3 separate regions of the Homo sapiens genome follow, and regions 1 and 3 are each linked to region 2. Evidence: chromatin loops called from intact Hi-C (ENCODE). Cell type or tissue: endothelial cell of umbilical vein. All regions are shown on one strand.

What was found. Peaks named below come from ENCODE experiments on the same cell type or tissue, not always from the same donor. Only the 100,000 strongest peaks of a DNase experiment are listed, where the experiment ranks them.
Region 1: it touches region 2 in a loop (6-fold over the local background); 20 of 110 quality-filtered maps call a loop at or near these places.
Region 3: a loop joins it to region 2, with 4 times the contacts of the local background. A loop is called at or near these places in 20 of 110 quality-filtered maps.

The regions. Positions count from the first base shown.
Region 1 is chr10:92,879,321-92,881,820 of GRCh38, forward strand. The region is part of intron 1 of EXOC6 (exocyst complex component 6); the gene reads left to right. Among named protein-coding and RNA genes, the nearest start is that of EXOC6, 32 kb to the left of the region's middle. In endothelial cell of umbilical vein, a CTCF peak has its summit at 1,145 (motif pointing left); a DNase peak (open chromatin) is centred at 1,141.
Region 2 is chr10:92,822,072-92,824,571 of GRCh38, forward strand. No RefSeq gene overlaps it. Among named protein-coding and RNA genes, the nearest start is that of EXOC6, 25 kb to the right of the region's middle. RefSeq lists an enhancer at 41-335. In endothelial cell of umbilical vein, a CTCF peak has its summit at 1,064 (motif pointing right); DNase peaks (open chromatin) are centred at 240 and 1,100; H3K27ac peaks cover 1,351 bases.
Region 3 is chr10:92,871,911-92,874,410 of GRCh38, forward strand. All of the region lies in intron 1 of EXOC6 (exocyst complex component 6), which reads left to right. Among named protein-coding and RNA genes, the nearest start is that of EXOC6, 25 kb to the left of the region's middle. In endothelial cell of umbilical vein, no CTCF peak of the experiment used is centred here; a DNase peak (open chromatin) is centred at 1,331; H3K27ac peaks cover 2,299 bases.

The DNA.
Region 1 (2,500 bases), 57 kb after region 2:
TAGCTGGGCATGGTGGTGCACGCCTGTGGTCATAGCTACTGGAGAGGCTGAGGTGAGAGGATCACTTGAGCCTGAGGTCGAACCTGTAGTGAGCTGTGATCACACCACTGCACTCCAGCCTGGGAAACAGAGTGAGACTCTGTCTCTAAAAGAGAAAAAAAAGCTCATAGGTCTGTTAGAAATTTTAGGTTATTTTTCATTCAGTAATTTCAGTATTATCCTCATATATGACATCTAACATGAATAAATCATAAAAAATCATCCTTTGTAGATTTTCAAATGCTGATGAAGAAGACAAGTAAAATATGTTTTTGTTTGTATTTGATTGATATTCAATTCCTTATAGATCTTATCCATCAGTACTGATTTCCCATCAGTTTTCAATATATGTAACTTTTATATATTTATTGCAAATTCAAACACTGATTTTAAGATGTTCTTTAGTAAAATTATTATATGTGTTCTTTCAATATTTGAATGCCTGTTGTATGTCAGGCACTCTGTAATGTATAAAAGTTTATCCTGTGCTGTGTTGTTTATACTTACCCATAGGAGCCTGGAATTGCCAGATAATTTTTGTGCTGTTTATGATTCTGTTCTGCTATTTTTTTTAAAACAGTTATATTAAAGCAATAGGTAACAGGGTAAAACCACTTCAAAAAATAGGGAAATCTTATTTTTATTTTTATTTCATAATACTTAGTTGTTGATTAGGTCGAGTATGAGATTCACATCATATTTTGATGTGGTACTAAATGAAAATACAGTCATCCCAGTTTTTGTGGGGATTTGCTTCCGGGAACCGGTGTGGATACCTAAATCCATGGATGTTGAAATCTCTTATATAAAATGGTGTAGTATTTACATATAACCTATGCACATACTCCCATGTACTTTGTCATCTCTAGATTACGTATAATACCTAATAACAATGTAAATGCCATGTAAATAGTGGTTTACTGTATTGGATAGGGAATAATGGCAAGAACAAAAGTCCATGCATGTTTAGTATAGACGCAACCACCCATTTTTTTTTTCCTTGAATATTTTCCATCTGTGGCTGGTTGAATCCAGGGATACGGAACCCCCAGATACAGAGGGCCGACTGTACTTGGATTTCTAGAGGTTACTTTTTGGTAAAGGGTGCCCTCTAGTGAGCCTGTTCTTTTTATTAAGATTTGTAATTTATATCCTCACAGCACTTGTGAATTGAATGTAGAAATAGAAGACACCTTCAGTTCTCAAGGAACTTAGAAGATAAAATATACACCAAGTAGTGGGAGAGTAAATTTGATGTACATATTAATAAAAGATAGTGTAATATAAACCTTGTGTTAAAAAAAATGGGAAAATTTCTGGTAATGGGAAGGTTATCCAGTATAGCTATTTATGAAATTAACATTAAGGAACTGTCTTGAGCTGAAATTTGAAGGAAGTTTAAAATTAGTATTGAAGCATATGGAGGGGGAAGGGCATCCAGGGGTAGAAAATAAGTTTAGGACAGCACCAAAAAGGACTAGTGCCAAAAGGGAAAAAAATGGAGAAAAAAGGAATTATCCTGGGAAATATTTTAAGTTTAATACTATTTTAAATATTTTATGCAAATTTCCAAGTAACTTGTATTCTACATGAAAACTTTTTGTTTTTCTTTAGGAATTCAGGAAAGACTTGGCTGGGCAGTTGTAGGTTGGGGTCTCGTATGTGGTTGTAGTCAAATGGATATTGGTTGCTGTCAGCTACCTGCTGGGGCTGAAGTAATCTGAAGTCTCAACTGGACTAGACAGCCAAGATGGCTCGCCCACATTGCTGGCAGTTGCTGTGGCTGTCATTTGGGAGTGGCTACATGTGGCCTTTCCAGCTTGTCATTTTTAGGATAGTCAGATTTCTTACATAGTGGATGGCTTTCTCCAGACTAAGTGTCTAAAGGAGGCAGGTAGATATTGCATGGCCTTTTCTAGTCTTTGAAGTCACATAGTGTCACTTCTGTCATATTCCATTGGTGAAAGTAGTCACAAGCCTGCCCAGATTAAAGGAAGGGAGTGTAGACCCTTCCTCTTATTGTAAGATGTGCAAAGAATTTTGGACCTATGTCATAATACTACTTCATTTACTTTCTTGCCTCTCTGAAGAATAGGTTCAGTGTAGATAAATTTTAATGATTTAAGGAATAATTGTGCTCTGTATTAAAGTTGCCTGTGTATATGCCTGTTTTCTGCACTTCATTTTCAGTTTCTATTGCTTGTGCACTTACACAATGCTTAATATTGGTAGAAGGAATCTTCCTTTTTCTTGACCTACGTATTATTTCCTTGGAGCTGTTGTGTTTCTGATTTGCTTCTGGATTGCAGAGTATCAGCGATATGGTTTGGCTGTGTCCCCACTCAAATCTCTTCTTAAATTATAGTTCCCATAATCCCCAATAGTCATGAGATGGACCAGGTGGAGATATTGAATCATGGGGGTGGTTTCTCCCATCCTGTTCTCCTGATAGTAAGTTCTC
Region 2 (2,500 bases):
GAGAACAATAAAGCAACTGGAGGTTATTAATATGAAAATATTGTCGATTGTTCCTCCGTAGAAATCTCCCTGGACAGCCCACTTCCTGAAAAATGACTCAGCAAAAACTCCCAGAGAAGAGTTGTTCATACTTCATACAATTGTTCAGGCCAGAGCTTATTTCTTATCTATAAAGTCCCCTTGTGATGGATGATTCATGATTCTTTTCATTTATGGGCTTTGAATGCAAACTATTTCTTAATGTAAACAAATGGCTTCAGTATTTAAAGCAAAATATTTCCGTTTGTTTAGTACTATTTCCTATTTTATGCCTGAAACTGTGTTTTTGAAGGAATTGTTTGGTTTCAAAAGAGGGAAAGGGAATGATTGTTTAGAAGAATGTGTGCAAAGGGGCGTGCCTTTGTCATGGGCAGCCTTTGAGATCTGCCTGGAGTCAGAGGGGGCGTGTGGTAGCATGGCCCAAAGAAGCTGGTGTCATGAATTCTGCCTGTAAAAGTTCCAGTTTCCTGTGGGAGAAAAGGGTATCTGACAGGTCTTGAAGTATGCCTTTAAATTCTCTATTCGTTGAAGAGATGCAAACTAGGTGAATGGAAGAGAAATGACACATAGAACAGTTGCTAAAGATACTAGAGAGAAGAGAGCAAGATCTTTAGTGATTTCTTTTCTCTTTTCTTTTCTTTTTTCTTTTTTTTTTGAGACAGAGTTTCACTCTCATTGCCCAGGCTAGAGTACAGTGGCGCGATCTCAGCTCATTGCAACCTCCGGCTCTGGGGTTCAGGCGATTCTCCTGCCTCAGCCTCCCAAGTAACTGGGACTACAGGCGCCCGCCACCATGCCCAGCTAATTTTTTGTATTTTCAGTGAAGACGGGTTTCACCATGTTGGCCAGGATGGTCTCTACCTCTTGACCTCGTGATCTGCCCACCTCGGCCTCCCAGAGTGCTGGAATTATAGGCTTGAGCCACCGTGCCTGGCCGATCTTTAGTGATTTCTAATGACATTTTACAATTGTCAGTATAAAAAAATAGAATGAAAACGTGCAAGAGCATGAGACAGTTTCAATGACGTATGTGCCAAAAATTGACCACTAGGTAGCACCATAATCTAGCTCTACGACTCTAGCACTGTGTTGATTCTGTATTGGCCAGGATGCAAACGTTTTAAGATTTATGTCTGAGAAAAGACCAACAAAAGCAGCTGTAAATTATTCAATCAGAAGACCCTAACGTAACAAACTGAAGAGGTATAAGGTTTACCAAGTATTTATTTGGTGAAGTTTCTACTATAGCAATTATTTTTATTCAGAACCCAGAGAAACGAAGATGGAAGAGATTTTGAGCCTTCTCTTAAAAAAACACCTAGATTTGCATGAAGATAAAGAAAAAGAGGCCGGGCGCGGTGGCTCACGCCTGTAATCCCAGCACTTTGGGAGGCCGAGGCGGGTGGATCATGAGGTCAGGAGATCGAGACCATCCTGGCTAACAAGGTGAAACCCCGTCTCTACTAAAAATACAAAAAATTAGCCGGGCGCGGTGGCGGGCGCCTGTAGTCCCAGCTACTCGGGAGGCTGAGGCAGGAGAATGGCGTGAACCCGGGAAGCGGAGCTTGCAGTGAGCCGAGATTGCGCCACTGCAGTCCGCAGTCCGGCCTGGGCGACAGAGCGAGACTCCGTCTCAAAAAAAAAAAAAAAAAAAAAAAAAGAAAAAGAAAAAGAATAATTATAGTTAATTAAAACAATTAGTCTAGAATTTCCTTGTCAAATTAGAAAAACACCAGTTTAATGAAGTAGTAAACATTCCTCATACTTGTTTTGAGTAGAACAGTTGCTAAAGATACTAGAGAGAAGACGGCAAGATCTTTAGTGATTTCTTTTCTCTTTTCTTCTTTTTTTTTTGAGACGGAGTTCCGCTCTTGTTGCCTAGGCTAGAGTACTCATACTTGTTTTGATTCATCAGTGTCTTTATCATTCCTACTTAAGTCTTCCATTCACTTGGAAGTACTTCCATTCAGTACATGCCCACTACATACCTAACATCATCTAGATGCCTTGAATCTAAAGAAGCATGAGGCACATGCCTTGCCTTTGCATAGCACATGGCCCAGCAAGGTGGACAAATATATAACAAAACAACAGTATTAAGGGATAAGAACTTCAGTAAAGACATGTTCAAAAGATTTATGGGAGATAGCAGCAAATTACAAAATAAGTGGCATTTGAACAAAGTCTTGTAAGATAATGGTAATAACTGACACTTATTGATGCTCATTATGTGTCAAACCCTCTCCTAAATACTTTACCTAACAAATGCTTAGAAGTCGTGTAATCATCACAACCACCATTTGAGGAAGGTGACACTATTATTATCCCCCTGTTAGAGACAGGAAAACTAGTTTGGGAAATGCATTCTAGATAAAGGAAGTAACACGTATAAAGGCTCAGAAATGTACAAAACCATGGCATGTTCCAAGGAGCAGGTGGATTAGACCAGTAGTAACATTCT
Region 3 (2,500 bases), 50 kb after region 2:
TTGTGTATTTGTAATTTCAGTCATTGTTTTCCCCTTTTGTTTGGTTAACTAGTGGTTTGCCTGTTTTGTTGATTTTTTTAAAAAACCTGTTTAGTAGTTCCATACATTTTCTGTTTTCTAACTCATTCCTTTCTGCTTTTATTTTTAATGATTCTTTCCATTTCTTTTATTCTTTTCCTAGCTTTTTGCATTTTGTACGTAATTCATTTATTGACGTTATTATTTAATGCTGTTCTTCTTCACTGATGATTGCTCTAGGTGTATTCTACATGTTCTGATATATCTTCCTTATTGCTCTTTTAAAGCAATTCTGCTGTATTTATTTCCCCTTTGATCCAAAAGTTTTTTTATATTATGTGTTTTTTATAACTTTCCAAGTATGGAGAGTCTTTTTTATTTGTTAAATTTTGCTACTAATTTCTACTTTTATTACATTATAGTTAGATCAATCTGTTTTTATTCTATTCTTTCAAATTAATTGAGGTTTTATTAGTGGCTTAATATATGGTTAGTTTTCATGAGTATTCTATGTGGTCTTCAAAGTGTATGGTTTTTTATTAGGCTTCACAGTTTTATACACATACATGCCTTATTAATTAAGTTCATTATATCTTCTAAAGCCTCATGTTATTTTTCACCTGATCATTCTTGGATTGAGAGAGATATGTTAAAGTCCCCTTTTATTAACTTGTTTCTCTTTTTTGTTGCATCTCCTTTAGTTTCTGTTCGATGAGATTGGTTTTGAATTTTTGGGTATATAAATATTAATGTTACATCTTTATTTTGAAAAATAAAGATATTTATAGACTTTATAGTCTTTAGCATTGTAAATCATAAGTGAATTATAAATGCACAAATAATAAGTGTAAAGCTCAATTAATTTTATGTTTTGTTTTCTATGATTGAGTAGTATTCTTTTTGTTTTGCTGTGAAGTCAGCCCTTCAGTGAATTTCTTCTTAACTGTAGATTAAGATTCCTGTAAAAGACTTGGGTTGAGTATATAGTTCATCTCTTAAGCTATTACGCAAAGTGCACATTAGATCTGCTGTAGTCAGTCTGATATTTTTGTTTAATTTTCTGAAGTTTTCTGGGAAAGCAGTCTATATTTGCATTCATTAATCTACTTGTTTAAACTTTTTGAATTAAAATTTATTTTCGCAATTCATTTTATCCTAGAGGACAAATACAATTAAATATAGTGGGTGTTTTCATCTCTCATTTTTTGCATTTTACCAAATGCCCAAAAGTCAACAGGAAGAGATACCTCTTTGGTCAGGAATGTAAAAACAGGAAGGAGGAAGTCTATTGCAAATCTGTGCTGGCTGATTATGAATTCAGGTTTCACCATGGAGGATGTTCATTAATGATCATCAGTGTGCTGTGCTGTTATTCAAAATTACAGTGAGTATTAATGTCAGTAATACAGAATGTCAACACTAGTTATAGGAGGCAATGTTAACTAACACACGACACTAGACTTTTTTCTGTGCGTGGAAACAGGATACTATTTGTGAGAACAAGTCAAGTAAAATTCAACATCAGAAATATACAGAAAATCGTTCTTCATTTTTATGCTTTTGCTTGCTCTTGATGCTTTGAAGGGTCATATAATCCTTTAAGATATGAATGTATCTTTTAAGAAACATATTAAAGTATATCAATTCTGTCATTACAAATTCTTTGACAGAATCTCTTCAAATAAATTAGAGGAAGCATCTGGGCATTATTTTATAAAGCATTTTACGAGCACATATAGCAAACTAGATGAAATATTTCATGGAAAAACACATAGAACGTGAGTTTTATGTAAACAAGAAATATTTTTCAGTATTCCGTGGTGAAAGAAATTGGATTCTGGGCCAGGCACGGTGGCTCATGCCTGTAATACCAGCACTTTGGGAGGCCGAGGTGGGCAGATCACTTGAGGTCAGGAGTTTGAGACCAGCCTGGCCAACATGGTGAAACCCCATTTCTACTAAAATATAAAAAAAATTAGCCAGGTGTGTTGGTACATGCTTGTAATCCCAGCTACTTGGGAGGCTGAGGCAGGAGAATTGCTTGAACCGGGGAGGCAGAGGTTGCAGTGAGCTGGGATTGCACCATTGCACTTCAGCCTAGGCGACAGAGCAAGACCATGTCACAGAAAAAAAAAAAAAGAAAGAAAAAAGGAAAAAAGAAATTTGGATTCTATGTATATACATTTTTTTCCTCTTTAGTTGCTAGAAACTCTCAGTTACTCTGTAGCTACAGGCTATAGCATTGGTTTGAATACCAAGCAGCAGTATTTTAGGATACTTACCTTAACTTCAGTTTTTTACTTAGCAGTACAATATTGTTGGTGTTGTGAAAAAACTAAAAGTGTGTAAAATTTATATGGCATATCATCATCATCATCAGCCTGGTGACCTCTTTGACATGCTGTTTTCATCAGGAGTCTAGTAACGTAAACCATGTCTTGACCCTTATTTCTGGATTATTATGTGGTAGGGCTTCCCATTC